3 separate regions of the Homo sapiens genome follow, and all the other regions are linked to region 1. A link is a loop called in an ENCODE intact Hi-C map of the cell type or tissue named here. Cell type or tissue: mammary epithelial cell. All regions are shown on one strand.

Region 1 (8,000 bases):
CCAGCCAAGGAGACCAACAGGAACCCTGCTCATCTGGTAGGGCTCTTTCCTTCAGTAAAACCAGCTGCCAGCCTGAGAAGCCTGTCTTTCCCAAATGCAGGCAGATCTGAGAGGGGCTCCAGGCACCCGGCAGGTAAATCACAAAGCAAACTTGGGTGTCCTTGGCAGCGGGGAGGAAGCAGGAGTGCCCCCTCAGGCCAGAGGGCAGGGCCAACCTCCTCACTGTGCTTCAAGGTTGTAGAAAGAGCACAATTAATGCTTAAGCGATCACAGACCCCTCTCCCCTGCAGTGGGTGTTAGCTCCAAAGAGATGCCATTGCTGATCACCCAGTCTTCGGAGAAGCCTAAAATTTCTTTGAATTAAAAACTGATCCTTTTTCATAAAGACCCAGTCACTTCTCCCAGTTTAGTGATAACAGGTATGACACAAGAAGCTGAAGTCTTTTAGATTTTATAGAGAGTAATTCTGAAACCTGCCAGAATGCTGGTAGCCTGTGGTGTCCATGGCAATGGGTGTCCATGGTAAAATATCTATAGCTTCTGCTCACTGGGCAAATATAAAAGACAACATATTATTTAACATAATATGTTGTCTTTTATATTTTTATTTAAATCTGGATTACGAAAATATAGTACCCATGAGCATTTCATGTTAGAAACCCCATTTAAAGCACTATAAGGCTGAATAGGCACAAGCGATTAAAAGTAGATGCCAGGCCACATAAAAATAAATGTTTTAATTTACTTAGAGCTGTATTCAAGTTGTTTGATACCAGACAGAAAGCTGACAGTCTGTTCTTTGTAAACTGCCTTTCCCTGTTTTTCTGTTTTGTTTTGTTTCTCAAGTTTCATTTTTTACTAAGCCCCTTCTGACACCTAGGCAGATAAAGATAAGAGTAGTGCGCAGTACAAATGTCAGCTCTGAAGAGGAGGAAGTAAATCTTCAATGCTAGGGCAGATCTTCACTATCCGTGATCCAGTCTTAATTTGAGCATGAGAGCAAAATTTAGTCATCTACACAAGAAGCAAAAGCAAGGAATAGTTGTTGGGTTTTTGTTTTTTGGTTGTTGTTTTTTTTTTTTTTTAGGCAAGAAGTGTTGCCGGTAGGGTATGTGTGCTTTCTTTGCCTTCCTATTTCCTTTCAAAGAAATCTCTTGTAAATTACAAAACTGTGAATTGGGTTGCCAAAAACTGTTGCCCTTCGTTAGATGCTTCAAACAGTGTAAATCCTATACTGCACCCTGTCCACCTCTGCTCCCTCCTCCCTCCCCTGAGAGTGAGGACCTCATCCGACCATGTAATTACCATTCGCTTGCTATTAAAGAGCCTTTCAAACTCTGGTGGTGTTTGCCTCTTTTTTTCTGCCTCCACAATGTTTGGTCCCAAAGGACACCTAATGTGGCTTATAAATGAAGAGCAAAGAGTAAAGGACCGGCAGCTCGCTGTGTGGTTGCTGTTTGTGAGGAGGCTGGGGGAAGAGAGGGAGGAGCTGGTAACATGAAACACTGCCATTGTTCAAAGATTAATCATTTCTGTGTGATGCATTCATATGTCTATTGTGATGCTATAACTGGTAGTTAGTAATTTTCTACTTCTTTGAACCAATACTTTAGTTTTGTGTTTGAGAACCCTATTTTTTCTAGCCTACTTAGGAATTCTTTTTGGCATTAATTAGAAATCTGTATTCTGTGGTCATTCTATGACATGACACCATGTCTCCACCACCTTCCTCCCGGTTATTTATTCACCAAACATGGCATTTAAATAACTCATCTGGAAGTTGATGGTAAGTTCTGTTATTTGATTAAGAGCCAGTTTCTTTCTCCAAATGAATGGGTCTCCATAGAGAGACCCATTAGATTCGATTAGATTTGAGTTTTGCTTTACAGGCACAGCATAAAGGCTTGTGTGTATGTTAGATAGTGTGTGGTCCTTTGTTTTCGATGTGGCTGTTAGAGATTGTACTCAAGTGGTGAGCTCTGTGTCAGCAGTCCCAACCCTGCTCGTGGTGCAGCAGCGGGGGCAGGCGAAGTCTTACTTATGGACTTCCTTTGTTACAGTTATTGTATCCGTCTCACAGATAGAGTTTATAAAATGCAGGTTGGCCCCTTTAAGTGCGGGCACTGGTGTTAAAAATACCCACATTTCCCCCGTGTAATCATTCTGAAATCAGTGGCTGAGGGCAAGAGGTTCTAGCCCAGACTCCTCCTGGGCTGACTGTGGCCCTAGGCATGTCCCCTCCCCACCCCACCGACTTCCGGCTTTGTTTCCTCATCTGTAAAAATAAAGAGTGGGAGACTTGTCCCCGAGTTCCCTTTGGGCACTAGCCCTGACTTGTCTAGGGGAGTCAGGAGTCGGTAGAGAGGACATGAAGCACAGTTGTAATGGAAACACTCACAGAACCAGGGTGGGGCGGCCAGGATTGGCAAAACTGTCCTGGGATTCTGAAGCTCTTTCCCCTAGGATCCCTTTTAGAATTGAAGACGCCAGTTGATATCGTGGCTGTGTGTTAGCCCAAATGCTTATGTCCCTGCGTGTTTTCTCCTGCCTTTCCACACCTTCCTTCCCTTCGTGAAAGTAATAAGGAGTCAGAACTACAACAAAGTAAAATTGGGGTGTTCAGCTTAGGGATGTAATCAACAGTCTCACTCCCTTTAGAAATGAGCCTCGTTTCCATAGTGAAGTTGGGCCGAGTGGGATCCTCCATTGTCATAGAGTTCTTTGTGTACAGGTTTGGGTTGAAGGACAACAAAATAAACAGAACCAGACCCACCACCCAGCATTTGGACGCCACGCCGGGGCTGGACAAAGTGGACTTGCTGTCCGTGTACCTGAGTGTCAGGGTGGTTTTGCCCTGTGCCCTGCCAAATCAGAGTGAATGAACATTCCTGTCTCTGTTTAGCAGACTTGGCCCTTTGGAAACTCAAGAAATGCATCCTGAAAAAGCTGGCACTGTGCTTTCCTCTTAGGACCACAATAGGCAAAAAAAAAAAAAACAAAAAACTGAAGTACTTTCCCTATCTCTAACCCTCCTTTTTTCCTTTTTGGAGTAAACAATGGCATTTGTAATGATCTGGGCAAGTTTTAATTAGGCAGTCAAGGAACAAGGTAGGCATTTTTTTAGGGATCATTTAAAGTAACATATTTTATCCTTATTTTGTTGGGAAATAGGGCAACAATGTACAGTGTAAAAACCAGCAGTAAAATTAAGTTGGCCCTTTCGGATGCTTTTTAATTAGAAGCCTCTAGAGGTCAGCACCACATAAAGAAAGGGCTTTTGAGTTCAGGGTGATCATGATGCCCATCTCCTTGTGGAGCTTTTGGAAAGGAGGGTTGGTGAATGTCCAGGCTGGGGAAAGAGAAGTGAAGAGCCGCCTTCTTTATACATAAACCCTAACATTTGACTGGGTTGTTTTTTTCCCTGCTCACCCATCTTTGCAGCTCCCACACCCCTGCGTCACACACTGTCAGTTCGATAAACATGACTTATTGACCGGTCGATGAAGTGTGCCATTTAGCTCATGCTGAGAAGGGCTGGGGAAATGCCGAAGATGAGATGGAAGGCACATTGCATTTTGCTTGGAGCAAGGTGGGAGGATGCTGGGTGTTCCAAGGCCTTTCAAAATATTTGTTAGCCCGTAGCCTGTTAAACTCTGCAACTTCCAGTGGAACATCAGGGAACACAGGTTTCTACCTAGAATCCATATCTGGCTCCCTGAAGCCTGCACAGATCAGGGGTGGGCTGGGGGAGGATTTGAGCATCTTCAGGAGGTCTGGCCAGAACTGAGATAGTTGGGAGCCCCTAAAAACTTGCAGACATACCTGTGGATCCCCGAAGTACAAGACCCAAGAGCACTGTGCAGTGATGGCCACAGGCTTCATAGACCACCGGAATTCAAGTCCAAAACGACAGGCAGCCTTGGGAGGCCACAGAGGCTCCTGGTGTTGCCCCGGGGTTTCATTTTGGCCCAACAAGGAACAGGAAGGGGAAACAATACAAAGGCTTTCCTCCCTTCTCTTTCCCTTGCCCCTTCTGTTCAGGGTTTACTGTTCCTGTCTACTAAGGAAGGCTTGACCCATAACACAAATAGTATTGACAATTACTCTGCTGGGTGATTAGATGAGCCTTGGACCCTGAGGTTCTTTCACTCACTGAGAAGATACATTGGTGGAAAGGACAACAAATATGTCACAGGCACGATGGAAGCCCAGTCTTAACATCTTAGCACTTAGTGGCATAACAGCGATTTCACTAGTACTATTAGATTTCAAAATGCTGAGTTTGGATCCTCGTGAGTATGGGCTGTATTCTTTGCAAGTATGGAACAGTCTGATTCTGATGACTTTTCAGTTGTTTTGTCATGAAGCCAACAGTGCTGAGTAAATATGCCCCACCTGTGTGTGCTATTACATATAAAAATTTTTTTGTAACAAACTTTTATGTAGTCCTTGCTAAGTGCCACACACTGTACTAAGTTTCTTTTAACTCATTTAATCCCTCCAACAATCCTACAAGGTAGATATTATGGTTGATATTCTCTTTTTACAGATGAGGAAACTGAGGCACAGAGAATCTAAGTAACTCTCACAAGATCACACAGCTAGTAAGTGCCAGAGCTGGGATTTGGACCCAGGCAGTTTGGTTTCAGAACTCTTAACTACTCTGCTGAATAATGAATGTCGTGGGTGTTGGTCTTACATTTACTGAAATCTATGATTTTTTTTCACACCACAGCACAGAGGCCCTGCCTGCCCGTATACTTCACGCAGTGCATGCTGCTAATATCCATGGTTGCCTGGGAACAGATGGAGTGAAGAGAGCATTTCCCTAGCTATTTGCCTTGCCTGTGGGCAGGTTGGCCGCGCAGGGTGGTTTAGGATAATAGCAGACACATTTTTTTTCTGGTATCCATGTACTTACAAAGATTTTTGAAAGTGACTGGAAGAACCGGGGCGACAAGTTTATAAAACAGGATCCTCAGATGGGGGCAGGGCTGGGGAAACAACCAATTGGCTTTCCATTCTGTACCCTTCTTTCTAGACCTTGTTCCCTGAGGAGCTCTTTACAAGGGTGTTACAGACTCCTCTAAGTGTCTCCCTCCTCATAGCGAAAGGGCTTTTACTCAGAGTTACCTTGAAGCAACCAGCAGCAGAAATGCATTGTCTAGTCAAGAGGAGGCCTGGGAGCAAGAAGAAAGCTCTCTTCGTCTGCTGATGTGTGGTAACATGCCATTGAGTCACCATCCCACACCAAGGGTTCCAGTCTGTGGCCCTACCCCTCAGCCATCCAAATACATTTCTAGCCTGCCTTCCTGCTCCACGCAGAGGCAGCGTGCACAAACACCCTCAATACCACCGCCACTGCTGGATGACTGTCGTGCTATTGTGCAGAAGGAATAAGTGCAAATCTGAGACCCCATTTCAAAGGCAAACACAATTCACTTTTGAGCTCATCGGGTTGTTTGGATCATCTCTGCCACGATTTTCTCCATTCCTATGGGAAAGAAAAGCTGGCCAGATCAGTATCCCATAAGAAATGCAGGCACTCCAAATCTGCTGTTCTTGCTTCTAAGATTCTGAGTGCTATCACATGGTTCCCGAATGACAGGCTCCAGGTCCTGCCATGGGAGAGTGGGCTTGCTGGTGAGTGGCTACAGGGAGAAGGTGCTAAACCTCAGGAGCAGCACTTTTGTGTTTTCCAAATGATGCACGGATGAGAGAAAGGAACGCAGGAAAGGTGAGTCAAAAACAAACCTTTGGAAATACAAAAATAAGGAGCATAGAGCTGCACAGGTTTGAAAAGAGGAGGAGGCAGTGTCATGTGTAAATGCATGTTGGGTTTCTGGATCTGATGCGTGCCTTCCTGCATGACTTTGGTCATTTAGATGTTTAGTTTCTTCTACTCAGGAATGTTAGGGGGCATTTTGAGCCTGGGGCTACAAGAGGCTAAAAAAAACTACAAACTGTTGTGCAGAATCAACTTTGGAATGGATCTGGAAAGTCAGAATTTAAAAATTTTACTTCAGTATTCCCTAAAGTCAGAAATGTAAATCCAGTAACGGGAAAGGACATGAAATGTACAGTCCCCCCTCAAGTCTCACTCTGGGTGATGCCACTCTGGGTGGATGCTTTCACCTCATCAGATGCATCTGGGAGAGCTGGCCCGGGTCTGTCTGTCCCACCGGACCCCACGCTCCCCCCCTTCTCTCCTCTCCCACCTTGCCTGATGTGGAGCACTTTGTAATAAAGAGGTTCATTCCCTGAATTTAATATGGGGTGTCATCAAGGCCTTTACTAGACAAGAAGCATGTCCTCTCCTTCCCAGCAGCGATGACCTCCCCACAAGAACATGCCTCTCGCCGAGGTCTTCATCCCTCTCCAGAAAAGGAGACCCAAGCAGCAGCACCCAGGGCAGAGCCTCCGTTCCTACTTCATGGATGTGAAATACCCAGGATGCTACAAAATCACCATGGTCTTCAGTCACAAACGTGTGTTGGCCGCGCCACCATCCTCTCTCTGCCAGCGCACAGGAGGAAAAGCAAGACCCACAGAAGGACGTTCCTGTAGGAGGAAGCAGCACAGAAAGCACTCTAAGGGAAGAAGAATGAGATACCATCCCCATACACACATTCTGGGAAATACAAAACATGCCCTTCATATTTCCAAGTGGCCTTAGTTTTCAAACTGTACTCAGAGAAAAATCCCCATCTGAAAAATGACTCTTGTTGAGCCCGCATTGTTTGCCAGCTGGCTTTCCATGGCAGCTCTGGCTGGAGAGAACCCTGGATGCTTAAGCAGTCCTTTTCCTTCCTCCTGTTAGGATGATGTGTGGGAGAGTGAGGAAGAGGGAGTCAAAAAAGGGAAAGGGATGAATGAAGTCATCTCAACGCACATGGATTGTTTCTTTGGTGTTTTGTGGAGATTTCACTCCAGGGGCCTCGGGCAAACCAGTTTACTTGGGTAGAAGCATACGTTGCTCACCTGGCCAAGTTTTCTCAGTGGAAGATGGCTTAGCCATTCTTTGCCACGCTTACTTTTGGTCCTGTATATGTAAAGTTGACCAAAACCCTCACAAGGGCCATGATCCGATCTGCTTTCTCCCATCGTCTGCTACTCTCCTGCCTATCTCGCATCCCCAGGCTAAAACTGGTGGTTTGGCTGAGGAGTGGGTTATGCTTCATGGTACAGCTAAAGTTATCCTGATCTCTCTTGATATCCCCTTCCTTCAAAGACTCTGTTTCCGACCCTGGCCAGCTCCCAAATAGCTCCTGTAATTGGTTACAAGCAAGGCTAAGTGAGATAGTGATTTGATTCTGGAAGCACAAACCAGTGCCTCCCTGGTGGGTAGGAAGCATCTTCTCCATGTTCACCTCACAAGCTTTTGAAAAAAACCTGTCATTCAGAAGCAAGCCAAAACTGTCATCTCGCTCGATGCTAATGAACTCATCAAATCCATTCGCAGGGTTTCGGCTCTTCAGAACTCTGGCCAAGCCTTTGCTTAGCACATGAAAGAATATTCCCTGGGGTGCTTTTCAAACCCTAATTTGACCCCATACCTCTAAACTGTGGAAGAACACAGACACAATTGGCCACATGCTCTTGAAAAATTCAATCTGAAAGCTAGTGTTGGTGACTACAGACAGGATTTTGATAAAAGTAAAACACCGAGCCGGGTATGCTGCTTGCCGCTAGGAGTTTGTCTCCCTGGAGGACAGTCCTGCCTGCCCACTGCTGAGGAAGAGCATTCCATATGTGGAGTGGACAGGGAAGCTCCTGGGAAATACAGTGACCTTGGCCTCTTAATCCATCAACAAAATAATGGCACTTTTATGAGAACTCTAGAAATAGAACTTTTCATCCGGCACCATCTTATGGTACGCTTTGGAGCAGTGATGTCACCAAGGAGACAGAAACTAGGGAATTCATCCTCTTGGGCCGGGTGACTAATCCTGTTTCCCAACCTCAGAACATTTGCTGATATCATCCATCTTCCCGAAACC
Region 2 (8,000 bases), 110 kb after region 1:
GGCTAATTTTTGTATTGTTAGTAGAGGCGGGGTTTCACCAGGTGGGCCAGGCTGGTCTTGAACTCCTGACCTCAGGTGATCTGCCTGCCTCGGCCTCCCAAAGTGCTGGGATTACAGGTGTGAGCCACCGTACACAGCCAACTTTTTTAAAAACTATAACCTATATTAGGAGAAATATTCTATGTCTCAGCTCAGAATATATATAAAGTTTCATAAAACAATGTTTAGCTTCACTAAATTCCATGCACTTTGATATTTTTATTTATTTATTTTGTATAGATGACGCCTTACTATGTTGGCCAGGTTGGTCTCCAACTTTTGGCCTTGAGCCATCCTCCCACCTCAGCCTCCCAAAGCACTGGAATTATAAGCATGAGCCATTGCATCCAGCCTACTTTGATATTTTCTAGTCTTTCAATACTATGCTCTTTTAGAAAAAAAAAATACTGGTCATGTTTAGCTGGATTCATTTTCCACTACACTAACGGGTCACAGTGGGCAGTTTGAAAGACCTGGACCTTATCCCTTCAATGTTTCCTTGAGGAAACGATGACCAAGAATAGCTACATGGCATGGCCTGAAAGAGTAAAGAAAAGTGTGTCTGAATTACAGTGTGAAGGACTGGTGTTAGAGACGAAAAAAACCTGTATGGCATTGGTTGGTGGATACTTCAGAGGGACTTGCCTTCCGGAGAAATCCTACTCATTTTTCTGGGAAGTAAAGATAACAGTCCTGTAGAGAGGGCAAGATGATAAATTAATAAATGAGGTATCTGGGTCATTTCTAGGCCCACTGGATATATCAGTATTACTGAGTGAGAATTGTCAGTTTAGCTGGGGTTTGGGCCCTCTTAGAACCACCTGGGGCCTTTGTCTAGTACATATATGACTTCCAGCCATTCTGATATGCACCCTCCCTCTTCAAGAGCCTAAGTTTCTGCTGATAACAAGTCTTACTGAGGCTCGAGCTGATGGGGGTATATCCTATCTCTCCAGTATGTTGGGGCAGGCAGGGAAAACAAAGGTGAGAACTGCTGATCTCTTGAGCAACAGTTTCCAACATTTTAGATTTCACAGGTCAGTAAAAATTCAAAAACAGTTTAGGAATCAACATCAGGGTGCCAATATTTCTTTGTCCCAAAAAACGAAATCTACATTTAAAAAGGAAGAAACAAAAAACCAAATACTCCCCAAATCTATGGCCATCTACAACTATCATAGGGTAGGAAGGATCTAATCTTAGACTAAAGATAGTCTTGTGCATGAAATACATTTAACTTTTTATGGATAACAAAGCTACTGCACTGTCCTAATTTTTCTTATTTCACTGTGAGCACCTTATTACAGACTGGTGCTGGTCTGTAGACCAGTGCCTGGAATTACTGCTCCAACAGATATAAACTTCTTCCTGAGGCTATTCATTCTTCCAATGCGGAAATTTGTATTCTTTATGTCTTGACTGACATGGAAGACAATTATTTTAAATCATAAAAATATCCATTAAGTTGTCTGGAAAATTATACACAAGCCATTAGCTAGATTACATTAAATCTAAAAAAAAGACAGTTCTTATTATTTAGTTTCTCAAGGCATCACCATTTCAAATTTGGCCATAGATGGCTATCATTCTAGTATTGAGCACTGAAGGTAACAGGCACTTGCTTCCTTCTTTCCTCTGCATGATGACTGAGTTTGCCAAAGTCCTAGAGAAGCTGGCCTCACTTTCCAAAACTCTCGTTCCTCTCAAGTTCATATGTGTCAAGCTAAGTAAATTTTCTGCATGGTGGGACTTATTTATTTATTTTTAATTGTTCATCCTGTTTGTGAGCTCCAGAAGAAACTTTTTTTTGCCACTGAAATTCATGAGTTATTATCAAATAAACATATATGAACATTTAATTCAGTATAAAAATCCTGCTGTATTAAAATGAAATCCTAATTGTAGCCGTCATTCTCCTTATTAATATTGGTCTAGACAGTATTTTTCACTTTTTCACCCCATCATTAGCAGTTGGGGGAAGTGGTGTTAAGAAACAGAGCAAGATTTATTATTAGTATGCCACCTGTTAAAAACTGTACTGGAGAAACCAGCTACGTGTACCTCTAAACGTACTGAAATGCTATGTTTTACCAGAGAAATTCTAGGTCATTTCTAATGCCTCCCCAGAATGTCAATGAATCACTATTTCAATTGATTACAAACTCTAAAAAGTAAAAACTCATCATTTTCAAAACCTTTGAATTTGCTGTTTGTACAGGTCAGGTCTGGAGTGCCTTCCTAAAAGTTATTTATTTTCCCCTTTTTCGCTTGCTTCACAGAAGCAACTGAATTCTGTCAGTGTTTTTAGCTCTCTCGTATATTTCTGAGAGTCAAAACTGCCTTAGGAGGTTTTTTGTTTTTGTCCTTTCTTTGCTAAGTCTGTATGTTTTTAATGCAGCACATGTTATTTTCTTGTCTGTATGATTTGCTTGAAGGTTTTGATATTTACATATTATGAAAGAAAATGTCCAAAGTGTATAAAAAACACATTCCTTGTAAAATCTGATTATTTCCTAATGTTCAGGTCTGTTTGTTTCGATGTGGAGGTTGTAGAAGTTTTTTGGCATTAGTATTCTAAACAGTTTAGTATTTGTTCATGTGTACATTTTGCCTATGAGAACGATGTGAAAACGTATCTGCATCCAATCATTTGATCAGTCCTGCAAAAGCTTCTTCCATTCCTACTGTTACTGATGCTGTCCAGCCTTCATTATTTTTTTAATTGAGGTAAAATAGACGTAACACAAAATTTACCATTTTAACCAATTTTAAGTGGTTTAGTGGCATTAAGTACATTCATATTGTTGTGCAGCCTCCTCATTCTTTTTCACCTGGGTTACTGCAACAACCTTAAAAATGCAGTCTTGCTTCTAACTGTGCCGCCATTAAGGAAGGAACTAGAAATCGTATCTCTGCTGACTTATTTTCATTGGTGTATAGAAGAAAAATGGAAAGACAGAAGAAGCATTCTCTGTCATTTCTTCTGTACCTTAGACTTCTGAGTTGCTGAAAATGAAATGCAGACAGTGTTCTCAGGGCCTAAAAAGGACAAGTACCTGCTGTACTGGTTCCATCCCCTGCTGCAGATCATTCCTTGCTCAGGACATTTCAGCCCAAGCATTTGTTCTGAGAACATATAGAAAATAAAAAAATTCACTTGGCATTAAAGGGTCTGGCCACTGCAAGCACAAAGAAGCTTTTAGCAGTAAATTCTATAGCTTTAAAATGTGCTGAAATGATCATTTCAAAAATTAAGAGGCAAAACTCTTAGATGGCCAAACTAAGTTTGTAAGTGAAACATAAAGAAGCCTGAACTGCTTTGGCCCCCACCAGGGCAGCTGAAATTGGCTGGTGTGCACTGAGTCTTCAAGCCCTCTTGGGGGGCAGTAGATGCATCAGAATTGAGGAGCCCACTGCTGCAAATAGCTTCAGTTGGAGCCTTTGGCAGTGCAGTTTTGTATCACTAGATGTCAGTGTGGACTTTCCCAACCTCCGCCTTCTTGCCTTTGCAGGAGGTGGACTAGACATCACTTGGGGGCCTTCCTCAAGTCCTGGCAAACATAAGGCTATTTTCAGAACTGTAATTTCACCAAATATTTTGTCCACCTACATATATTGACTTTTAAGAGTTCTAGAAAATACAAACAGAAACTTTGAACCAAAGGTTGTTCTTTTTAATGCTGTGCCCTTCTAATCTCAATGCTTACATTTGGAAGCCTGCTTACAAGGATGTTCCAAGGCCAGCAATGGAAAGTTCCATGCGGTTCTTTTGACAGCAGCATGCTAGCCCAGATACCTGCAGGCCTAGCTTCAAGAAAGCATGGCTCCCTACACTACCAGGGCTCAGGAGTGAGGGCAGGAAGTCAAGAAGAAGTGTATGTGATTAATGCCGGATGTGGTGGCTCAGGCCTGTAATCCCAGCACTACAGGAGGCCGAGGCGGGTGGATCACCTGAGGTCAGGAGTTTGAGACCAGTGTGGCCCACATGGCAAAACCCGGTCTGTATTAAAAATACAAAAATTAGCCGGGCGTGGTGGCACACACCTGTAATCCCAGCTACTCGGGAGGCTGAGGCAGGAGAATTGCTTAAACCCGGGGGGAGGAGGTTGCAGTGAGCTGAGATCGGGCCACTGCATTCCAGCCTGGGGGACAGAGCAAGACGCTATCTCAAAAAAAAAGAAAAGAAAAAAAAAGAAAAGTATATGTGATTAGCCACATAGGGATTTAGTGGCCATATTTATCAGATTTTTTTTCGAAGTAGTTTGTAATCAGCTGCCTTCTGAAACCTTAAAGAATAGTCATTGTATTAGTTTTCCCATTGCTGATGTAACAAATTATCATAAATTCAGTGGCTTAAAACAACACAAATTTATCTTACTGTTCTAGAGGTCAGAAGTCTGAAATGGGACTTAAGTTGACTCACCTAAAATTGAGGTGTCAGGAGGGCTGTGTTCTTCTTGGAGTCTCGGGGAGAATCCATCTCCTTGTCTTTTCCAGCTTCTAGAGGCCACCTGCATCCCTTGGCTGGTGGCCCTCTTCAGGCTTCAAAACCAACAATAGCCTTGAGCGTTTCTTTGAACCACTCTGACCCTGCCTGCCCCTTTTACTTTTAAGGAATCTTGTAAGCACCCTGGGACCACAGAGACCACCCAGGTCTAGCTCCCTATCTCAAGATTCTGAATTTATTGACAACTACAACGTCTCTCTTGCTTCAGTAAGGTAACATATTCAGAGGTTCCAGGGATGAGGACATGGACATTTTTGGGTGGGCAGAGGCAGCACTTTTCTGCCTACTACAGTCATTACTTTTAAAGTAATATATGATGCAATTTTTCAGGTATGAATTTTTTAACAAACTAATTCAGTGTCACAAACAACTGTTTCTACTGGAGACTATGTTGGAAAATAACAAGGGCTGCATTTCCCTCGCTCATGGAGTGATAACAATGAAAATTAATTTGCCACACCCAGCATTCATATTTGGTCACCTTCCAACTGAACTGAGCACTAACTCCACTCCTTTGTTGACCCCTGTGCTCAGGGTGTCCATCCCCAGAACAGCACTGAGCAGGCACAGGGTGAACACATACAGAGAGAGCTGGAGACGTGATTCCCACACCAAGAAACACTGAGCAAAGTGAAATCCGGTGCGCTGAGGGACCAGACTAGGGTAACCTGTGCATACCCCTGTGCAAATTCAACATACAGCTGGAGGCCTAAAGCCAACAGAACCTAACCCCATGCCTTGCCATAACTACAAGGCTGGTTTTGTTCTGCCTACGTAAAGCTGAATTCAGCTCCCTCTCCTCAAATGTGCTCTTTCCCCCATAGTCCTACTTAGTGCTAGGACCAGGGACTATCTGTCCCTGGTCATCTTGACTCTGTCATCCTTGACTCTTCCTTCTTGGTCACGTAGGACATCCAATTGGCCTCCAAGACCTGCGGTGGCTGCTCTCTCAAGAGTTTTAGAATCTGCCCTACCACCACTCTAATTCAGGTTCTCTTCACTTCTTGCCTGGATGACTACGTTAGCCTCTGGACTAGTCTTCCACTTCACTGTGCGTTCCTCCCTCCCATCAATCCATTCTCCAAAATACTGCTGGAGTTGTCTTTCCATACTGTAAATGCGATCCTGCTACTTCCCTGTTTGGGAAAGTGGTTCCCTTTTGCTTTCTGGATGAATTCCAACTTCTTAGCTCAGCACACCAGGCCGGTTACATGCAGCTTTCCAGCCTATTCTCTCACCCTCTCACCTGTTACTCTTCATTCCAGCTATAATTAACTGCTTGAAGTTCTTCAGCTGCTCAAAGCTCTCCCTTGCTTCATGCTCCCTCAGCCTGGAATGCCTATGGGTGCTGAAGCCAGAAGTCTCTCAAGACTCAGCCCAGCGTCCCTTCTCAGACTACATCTTTGTCCTTCACCAATCCCCATCCCTTCAGTCAGCTCCAGTATGCCTTTACCACATGGTACTCTGACCATCTCTTCATTTCTATCTAAGTCCCTTGATTAGAAGCTATAAGGTTTTTGAAGCTATATGGTGTTTAGTTGGTTTAACTTTACATCCCCAGATGCTCAGCTACTCTGTTTAAAGAATGAAAATATCTCCATTGGGGGTCCTAAGTTATTCCGATGTTTCCCTGCACCAGGTATGACCCAGCTCAGGGCTATGTTCCAAAACCTACCCAGTTTAGACTTGTATCCCTAGAGTTCAGCCAGAGCCCAGCTAACTTCTGGGAAACAGAGGGTGGGGTAAATTGACCAGGAGCTCTTGTTGCTCTATCTTCTCATGGTGGAAGAAAGGCAGTTCTGCAACTATGACCTTACCCTTTCCAACCTGGCCTAACTTGGGGGCGTAGATCATTCAATAGCAACTCAAAGGGAATTGGCCCCCTAATGCACAAACTTGCCCTGGCTGAACAGTGTAGAAGGCAGCCAACTTCACACACAAACTTAATGTGGTGACGACAGTCTGTTAAGTTGGTAGTAATTCCGGACATGCATTAATCACTGCTGCCTGTCCTTAGCGAGCCATAGCTGTTACTCAAAGTCTCTTGCATATAGATTGTCCTTGAGCTCTCTATAAGCAGGCACTCTGGAGAGTTAAAAATAAAGCAGAAATAGAGTTCCTGTACTTGGGAGGCTTAAACAATCTAGTCCTAAAATGTAGGGCTTGCCTTTACGGGGGCTTTTGACTAACTTTGAGGGAGGAAGTGGTAAGGGAAAATGTCTTATAATACGTTTTAATCATTCATGTACAACAGTCATTCACGTACAGTATTCATGATTTAAGCAAGTGACAGGAGGCAGTTTGGAGGGTGCATCTGCACTGGAGGAGGGACCACATGCATTATGTAGCAGAGGGCTATTTTTTCTCCAAGCTAGTCTTCACTTCCGTAGGCTGGGAAAATCCCCTTGGTACCGACCCCATGATACATTTTTCCACTAAATTTTATGTCTTTTCAACAGTATGTCCCCAGTAAAGATCTTGGATTCCTTTCAAAACACTATGTATGGAATCTGAGAGTTTCCTTTATAATGGAGTAAAAGCATCATGGGTTGTGGTTGGTTGGTATTAAGGGTTTTTAAATTAGGGCTCTTACAGATAAAAAAAAAAACAACGTTTGAAAGCCCAAGTGAATTAATTGAGAATAGAACACAATATAAATATTTAAGCTCTTAGTAATACTACATACCATTTTGGCAAGCAAAAATTATTTTTATTAGCAGGTGCTGACATTATATCTCAAGCTGTTTTTAGAAAGGAAAATGATTCTGGAATCTATGTTAAACATAGCCATAGGGCTCCAGTCATTGATTAATTAACATGAAATACTTTTGTGACACATTTAAGTCTATTTAGGACCCAAAGACTCTTTAGTCAAAGTGTTAACTACCCTGTGGAATCAAAAGAAAAAAAATGTTTAAGAGTTTAAATATTGGAGATTTCAAATAGGTAGTCTCTGATATCTTAATGATAATTTCCTTTCAAATTTCATCTATCTAGCTATCTATGAGTATATGTACACACACACACACACACACACACACACACACACACATCCATCCATCCCATGGTGGAAAGATATAGATGTGTCATGACATATCATACTATCATCATTATTATAGCAGTGATGTAAATACTTATTAGTAAACTACTACTAACGAATTATTACCAATACATCCTTATGCATCAATAATGTATTAAAATTTCACAAAATGGTAAAATCAATTTCATTGAGTATTAGTATATATTAAACTGTACAATGTCACAACATGCTAGAGATGATATGGAAATTATTACAATCTGCTAGGGATAATAACATTGAGATTAAAATTTGTTTCTCTATTAACACATTTGAAAGTACTCTCAAATAGAGAATGAATCTTTTGAGAATCATAGCCACTCTGTGAGACTGGTATTGCTATATGATCATCCATGTTTTACAGAAGGAACAGGTTTA
Region 3 (8,000 bases), 240 kb after region 1:
TTCCTGTACAACCTGCAGAACTGTGAGCCAATTAAACCTCTTCTCAGGTTTTTTTTTTTTTTCTCAGTCTCAGGTATTTTTTTATAGCAGTGCAAAATCGGCCTAATATATTGTCTGTATAGCATTCTGATGATTAGTTCTTCACTGTGTATTAAGATTGACTTATGTTGCTGCATGTATGGCTAATTCATCCCTCTGACTGCTTCAGAAATATTCCACTTTATTCATATTTATTCAACATTTTACTTATCTATTCCCCCGTGTACTAAAAGTCAAAAGCATTACTAATTTAATAATGTCATATTTGTTCTTCTAATTATTTTTTGCTGCATAACAAAGCACTCCTAACTTAGTGGCTTACAATGATAACAGTCATTTATTTTATTCAAAAATCTGCAATTTGGGCTACAATTGGCAGAACAGCTCATCTTTGCTCCTTACAGTATTGGCTGGAGTTGGCGATGACTCAGCAGATCAAGGCTGGAAGACTCATTCTCGTCAGGTGGTTGACGTTGGCTGTCAGTTGGAACCTCACCTGGGGCTGTTTGCCAGAACACCTACACATGGCATGTCCATGGAGCTATTTGACTTCCTCACTGCAATGGCTGGGTTCCAAGAGCAGTTATCCCAAGAGAACAAGGCAGAAGTGCATGACTTTTAGAATCTTGTCTCACAAGTCACACAGAGTCACTTCCACCATCCCCTGTTGGTCAAGGAGGACATGAAGGTCTTCCTAGGAGCACGGGGAGAAGACAGACTTCTACCACCTGTTGGAAGGAGTGTCAGTGTTACATAGCAAGAGAAGCACATGGAATGGGATGTATTGTGATGCCCATCTTTGGAACAGACAATTTGGCATATCTGTGAAAATTAAAAGTCTGATTTGGATATAACAAATGAGACTGATTAGCAAAGATGTCTAATTATAAAAGTTAAAGTTAAATTCCAAATATACTTTTTTTTTTTGCCAAAGACCAAAGACTAGGTTATAGCCAAGGAATTCTGGCTCCCTATATCCCTAGGCTTTTTTTATTTTTATTTTTATTTCTTTTCTGAGATGGAGTCTCGCTGTGTCACCCAGGTGCAGTGGCACTGTCTCGGCTCACTGCAACCTTCACCTCCTAGGTTCATGCGATTCTCCTGTCTCAGCCTCCTGAGTAGCTGGGATTACAAGCGCACACCACCACACCTGGCTAATTTTTTGTATTTTTAGTAGAGATGGGGTTTCACTATGTTGCCCAGACTGGTCTTGAACTTCTGACCTCATGATCTGCCTGCCTTGGCCTCCCAAAGTGCTGGGATTACAGGCGTGAGACACCGTACCCAGCCCCTAGGCTTTATTTCTAAGGTTATCAATACCTTCTTCCCCTTGATCCTTATTTTTTATGTGATCAACATAATACATGAGATCAACCAGTTCAAGCAACACGATTACAAAACCTATGCACACCTTGAGTGTAATAAAGAGAAACAGAGCTTTTTTCTCTTTAGAAAATATATCACATGAGAAAACAATAGTAACTAGTTCTCAACCTCTTTATCCTTTTCTTTTGCGCCGCTGGCCAGAAGATCTCTGATGTATTGGGCATTCTGACTAGATACCTTCAGTATACACATGACTATTCTGAAAGCTTATTATCTACATCACTAGAAAATAGATCCATAACTTTTGCAGTCCTTGTGCCTTTTTCTCTGAACTTGTCTCTCCTGAGACTCTATTAAATACAATGGTGCTTGAGGAAAACACTGCCAGAATAGCTCTGCCTCTCATAAGGTGATGTAAGAAAAATGGGAAAAGTGTTCTAGCAAAGTGGTCATGAAAAGATTGTAGTGAGTTCAACCCTGTCAAGTCCTGATTTATGTATATCATTTTACCCATTTCTCTTAAAGTCCAGAAAGTTCATACCCAAATGGATGAAAATGCTGATCACTCTTCCTTTTAACTACATAAAGCTTTCACCAAGGCAGAAAATCACAGCTAAAAAATTAACATAAGATGGACCAACCCGATTTGTTTCTTTTCTTGAATTGCTAAGCCAAGACGAGATGAGTGTTGGGCCTTTGTTTTTATTTTTTAATGGGTAATTTCAAATATATATGAAAGTAGAGAGGATGGTTCAGTCATTCCTCAGTATCTGTGAGGGATTGGTCTGAGGACCCCCTGTGAATACCAAAGCCTGCCGACACTTAAGTCCCTGCTATAAAATGGCACAGTATTTGCATATAACCCATGCACATCCTCCCACATACTTTAAATCATCTCTAGATTACTTGTAGTACCTAATACAATGTAAATGCTATGTAAATAGTTGTCATACTGTGTTGTTTAAGGAATAATGACAAGAAAAAAAAATCTGTACATGCTCAGTACAGACACAACCATCATAGACCTAACTACACTTTTGATCTGATTTGAATCCGCAGATGCAGAACCCTACAGAGGGCTATGTAGTGAAATGCCCCACCCATCCCCTAACTTCAGCAATGACCAACCCATGGCCAATCTTGTCATCTGCACTCATCCCCAAATTTAATATATTTGGGGATGTCATCTGCATCCCCAAATATATTAAAATGTATTTAAAGCAAAACCTTGATATCATTTCATCCATAACTGCTTCAATGTGTATTTCAAGAAAGGGACTCTTTAAAAACATAACTACAATACCATTATCGCACATTTTAAAATTAGCAGTTGTGGAGGCAAAAGGTGTGTCTATAACTGGGGAGAATGAAGCAAAGAATATAAGTGGACATAGAACACGAAAAACAAAACAAAAGACTGAGTCTCTGAAGTCCTGAAAGGGGTTCCAGTCCACAGGTCTCCCTTTGATGTTGAGAGTCACCTCATCTCTTTGTATCATTCTAATCCCTTCTTTTTGTATTACACTGAGTTGGACTTCAGTAATTTTTTTTGAGACAGTCTTGCTCTGTCGCCCAGGCTGGAGTGCAGTGGCACGATCTCGGCTCACTGCAAGCTCTGCCTCCTGGGTTCATGCCATTCTCCTGCCTCAGCCTCCCAAGTAGCTGGGACTATAGGTGCCCGCCACCAAGCCTGGCTAATTGGACTTCAGTAATTTTAATTTGGAAGCATCATGGCTAATACTACTGCTATCTGGACAGCTTAGTGTTACTCTTCCCTCCATATTTTTTGATTTGTTTATCATACCATTCAATTTAGTTAATGCCAGTAGCTACCGTTTATCGAACACCGATCATGTACCCGGCACTCTACCACGTGTAGAGATTAAACTACACCAATTTCACAACAACCCAATGAAAAAAGTATTTCCCTATCTTGTAGATAAAGAAATGAAGGTCTAACTGGATTAGGTAATATTCCCAGGTTAAACACTTAACAAGTGTGGAACCAAAATCTCACGCAGATCTTTCTGGCCCTCAGCCTGTTCCCACTATGCCATGCTGCATCTGACAAACGTGATTTTTATTTTCTAAAAAAGCCAGTACAATTCTGTGGTGCCTGCTGTTCATCATATTGTTTCCTCATCTTCCTAGGCGCGCAACTACTCCTTCATGGCACTTAGCCTTGGTCCCGTGATTGGGTTCTAGCCTATGGAATATGAGTAGGAGACATGTCATGTTTCTTGGCTGGGCCCAATAAAACTTCCCATTTGCTGTCCTTTTTGCTCTCTCTGCTTTTGCCGTCTGGCTGATGATGCCCAAGGTGACCTTGGGAACCACACATTGGCGATGACAGACGGACATCCTGAGTCTCTGAGTGACTGTATGGGACAGAGCCGCCTGCCACCAATCTGAAACCTCTTTGGACTGTTCACATGAGCAAGAGATAAACTTCTATTGTATTTAAGCCGTTGTATATTTAGCATTCTATTTATTATTACAGCAGTTAGCCTTCCTTAACTTTTATGTACTGTTTCAATTATCTTTTACTGGGTAACAAACTACCCCCAACATTTAGCGACTTAAAACCACAGTCTTAAATTAACTCATGATTCTGTGAGTCAGAAATTTGGGCTCTTGCCCCTACTTGTTCATGCGGCTACAGTGAGCAGGTGGGAAGCTGGGGGCTAGTTGGTCCAGCATTGCCTCACTCACATGTCTGGAAATAGGTGCTGGCTGGACTGTGTGTCTCCAGCAGGCCTGCCTGAGATTTTTCACATGTTGGTGGAAGTGTTCCCAGCAGCAAGAGAGGGCAAGCCCCAATCTGCAAGTATGTCTCAAGCTCCTGCTTGCATCGTGTTTGCCGATGTGCCATTATTTAGTGAGTCACCTGCGTAGAGGGGAGTATGATTTATTGGGGACTATTTACTGCAAAAATCTGCCATATGTACAAGAGTTAGGCAAATCATTTACGTATATACAACATATTAGTCACATATTTAATACCAGAGTCCCACTCTGAGACTGTTTTCATAATCCCTGAATCAAGTTCTATTTAATAATGTAATCGTTTATTTTTTACTTTTCAGGTCTATATATGAGAATAAAATAATTACCAATACATCATACATTTAGGTTAGTAGAATTGGGAATTAAAGAAATGAACCCAGTTTCATCTTTGCCATTAACATTGAGCTCCCTTTGTTTTAAGTCAGATGCAGTTGCAGTAACCCTCCCTAGACTCCATAACCCTCTTGAGCTACTGTCATATCCTGTCCCTTCCATATCATATTTCTTTCTTTCCTTTTTTTTTTTTTTTTTTTTTGAGATGGAGTCTTGCTCTGTCACCCAGGCTGGAGTGCAATAGCGTGATCTTGGTCACTGCAACCTCTGCCTCCCAGGTTCAAGCGATTCTCCTGCCTCAGCCTCCTGAGTAGCTGGGATTACAGGCATCCACAACCACACCTGGCCAATTTTTATATTTTTAGTAGAGACGGGGTTTCACTGTGTTGGTCTTGCTGGTGTCAAGCTCCTGACCTCAGGTGATCCACGGGCCTCAGCCCCGCAAAGTGCCAGGATTACAGACATAAGCCACTGTGCCCCAGCCCACATTGTATTTCTTGAAGGATATCCTCATCTTCCAGTTATTTCTCAATCCTTTTCAGTCTGGCTTCCTTGCATTAATTTATGAAAACAGCTCTTATGAGGGTGACCCATGACCTTCCTGTCACTAAATCCATGAGCATGAAACTTTCTTACTGGTGGTTGACTTCTTCTCAACACCACGCCACCATCCGTCTGCTTTTCCTTCAACCTTTCTGGCCTTGTCTTAGTTTCCTTTGAAGACTCATCCTCCTTTACCTTGTCTTTAAGTGACAGAATTCCTCAAGACTTCGTGCTTGGTCTTTTCTCACTCTACTCTTGCCCTAGGTTGGCCTCATCTTTGACCATGTCTTCAATACTATCTATATCCTGTTGAGTCCCAAACTTGTTTCTCTACCTCAGGCCTCTGTTATGCCCCAGCCCTGTGTATCTCCAGTTGTTTATCTCACATGCACCTCAAACTCAATTTATGTCCACACCGGCCCTGTGCTTCCTCCTCATTCACCCTTCCCTCCAAACAAAATCCAGTTCTTTTCTAGTAGTTTCAAAATGACCCCACAATCCAAAAGCCCGTGAATCATTCTTGACTCCCTGTACCATCAGTGCCCCCTGTGCCATCCTTCACCCATTCCGGTGGTGCCCCTTTCTATTCTGGGAAAATCTCCCACTGTGAGTCATCTGGGTGGGTGACTGCCCCAGCTCCCACTATGAAAGACAAAGGGGCTAACATCCTCCCTCTCTCTGTCTCCTGTCAGCTAAGGCATTGCCTGTGACCTGACCTTGGTTGATTGGCTGTGTCTGCCAAGAACTTTGAATATTAAGAGTAAAACCAAGACGGTACTATTAGAAGTCATTCATGAATGTATCAGTGGAGTACTGGTGGTGTTGATCCTGCTTCCTGTATTTCTTAGCCTTCCAGAACTATCTTGGTTCCTGCCCCCCCCACCACATTTTCCATGCTGGTGTGCTAGCCCCCAGTGGATTTATCCTATAAATGCCCCCATTTGCTTAAGATACCCAGAGAAGGATGTTGTTATTTGCCACCAGAGAAGCTGTGACCAATATAGGCACTGATGTTCCAGGTAGATTCAGATGCCATCACAAAATTTTCTCCACTAATCGGCGACCTAGCCACAGAATGCACAAAACAGCTCTCAAGATCTCTGCATGCAATATCAGTGCCTATGGGTCCCTGTGGCTATTTCTTAGTGCTGCCCATGAGCCACCATCATCTCTGCCTCAACTTCTGCGAGAGCCTCCCAGCTGGTTGTCTCATAAGGTCCTCAACTTCATACTGCAGCCAAAGCCATCTTTTCGGAATGTAAACCTGTTGGTGCCACTCCTCTCTGATGAAATCTTTCAGGGGCTTCAGATTTCTGTGAAAGACCAAAATTCTTAAACTTTTTTGACCTTTACTCGCAATAAAGACAGTTTATATTGAAACTCAGTACACTTGATGTATATTTTATAAAAGTGTCACAAGACAATACTTACCCTTTATTTGATTAACAAATACTTGCATGGCAGTTACTGATTGCCAGACACTGTTCTTGCTGTGCTGTGAATAGTAACTCATCTAGTCCCTGTAAGAACCCATGCGATGCACATGTTCTTATGACCACTTTAAAGCTGAAGCCACTTGGGCACAGAGAGGTTCAGTTGCTTGTCTGAGGTTGTACAGTTAATGAGTGGCAGTCTGGGTCCAGACCCGTGCTTTTCACTGCTTCTTGGTGCTACTCTGTGGTGGACTCTGATATTCTATTCTGTTTCATTTTTTAAAAACAGAGGTTGGGCGTACACCCCATTGCTTTCACAACCTCCTAGCAGGTCACAGTATACAGTTTAAGAAACACTGGCCTGTCTTGGGGTGGGCCCTTACCTTGTATTTCCCAGCTCCACCTGTGCTGTGCTCCTCCTTGAGTTCTATGATCCAGTTTTCATGGCCAGGCTCCTCGGAGCCATGGGGCCTTGGCCCATGCTGTTCATTTACTGAACCTCACTGTCCTCCCTGCAGATTGTGTCCTTGATTTCAAGGGAGAACGGTACGCCTATGATAGGCCCTGAAAGCCCTTGCACCTTTCCTTGGGCACTCATCATGGTTGCAGTTTGGCAGTTACCCACTTGGTGGTTTGAATAAATATATCCATCTTCCCCACTAGACCGTATGTGCTGCGAGTGTAGGCTCTCTGCGTGTTTTTAGTTCACTGTTGAGAGAGGTGATCTGCCCTGAGTCCTGAGCATCCAGCACATTCTTGCTGGGTAAGCACACAAGGCGAGGCCCTGACCACTCTACTCAGACTGCTTCTCAGCAGACATTATGTTCGCAGCAGACAACCTTGAGGATAAAGTAGTAGCTCCCTCCAGTTCGGAGAGCAGACTTGCTACTGCTTGCTATAAAATGGCAGGCTCCTCAAGCTCAGTGTTCTTCAGCTGCCATGCAAAGCCACTGTATGTGTAGCATCCACCTGTGCCCCAGCACACTGTCTTCGTGGGCTACGGGGCACAGGGGCTGATGCAGACATGCTCGTGCTCATGTTGTCTACTGTTCTGTCGATCATAAAGTCCTGTGCTTCTGACCCAGGAGGCTTGCGTCCTGTGCCAGCATCCACAAAACAGTAACAGTCTAACTTACTAACTTGCAAGTAGGGTAAAAAGTCCAGACATGACACTAACCATTTCCTATCAGCCAGCACAGTACCTGGCCTAAAGCAGATGTTCAGTATTTATTTGTGAAACAAATGGATGGTTGGATAGATAGAAAGTAGATGGACTTTGAGCTCTGCTTAAGGTGTTGCAGGGATCAAACCCTTTCAGAAATGCCAACCATACCCTGGAATGATTCTGGAACTGTGGGGAAGACAATTGAGGAGAAATGAAGATTATCTTGACCTGAAGTTTCTCATCCTTTGTGTTTCTAAGTAGAGTTTTTGGATCAGCCAGCTCCTCTTCTGATATTAAACTATCTGACATGGGTAGTCCTGTGAGACAGTTGCGTTTTATTCTGAATTGCCTGAATGAGTCTGATGTCCCCAACA

Evidence for each region. Peaks named below come from ENCODE experiments on the same cell type or tissue, not always from the same donor. Only the 100,000 strongest peaks of a DNase experiment are listed, where the experiment ranks them.
Region 2: a loop joins it to region 1, with 10 times the contacts of the local background. A loop is called at or near these places in 71 of 110 quality-filtered maps.
Region 3: it touches region 1 in a loop (11-fold over the local background); 80 of 110 quality-filtered maps call a loop at or near these places.

What each region holds. Positions count from the first base shown.
Region 1 is chr7:30,161,425-30,169,424 of GRCh38, forward strand. MTURN (maturin, neural progenitor differentiation regulator homolog) reads left to right here. Exons shown (of 3, transcript NM_152793.3): 3 at 1-1,338. It also overlaps the pseudogene RPS27P16. Among named protein-coding and RNA genes, the nearest start is that of MTURN, 30 kb to the left of the region's middle. RefSeq lists a silencer at 2,025-2,084 and enhancers at 7,137-7,962, 7,285-8,000. In mammary epithelial cell, CTCF peaks have their summits at 3,244 (motif pointing right) and 5,156; DNase peaks (open chromatin) are centred at 1,477, 2,277, 5,087, 7,997 and 1 weaker place; H3K27ac peaks cover 5,023 bases.
Region 2 is chr7:30,272,795-30,280,794 of GRCh38, forward strand. The region is part of intron 2 of LOC124901607 (a long non-coding RNA gene); the gene reads left to right. The region is part of intron 1 of LOC105375218 (a long non-coding RNA gene); the gene reads right to left. Among named protein-coding and RNA genes, the nearest start is that of ZNRF2, 7.8 kb to the right of the region's middle. RefSeq lists an enhancer at 6,556-6,675. In mammary epithelial cell, a CTCF peak has its summit at 3,493; no DNase peak of the experiment used is centred here.
Region 3 is chr7:30,403,159-30,411,158 of GRCh38, forward strand. It overlaps LINC01176 (long intergenic non-protein coding RNA 1176), which reads left to right. Exons shown (of 3, transcript NR_108081.1): 3 at 444-897. Among named protein-coding and RNA genes, the nearest start is that of LINC01176, 16 kb to the left of the region's middle. In mammary epithelial cell, no CTCF peak of the experiment used is centred here; DNase peaks (open chromatin) are centred at 513 and 4,113; H3K27ac peaks cover 1,877 bases.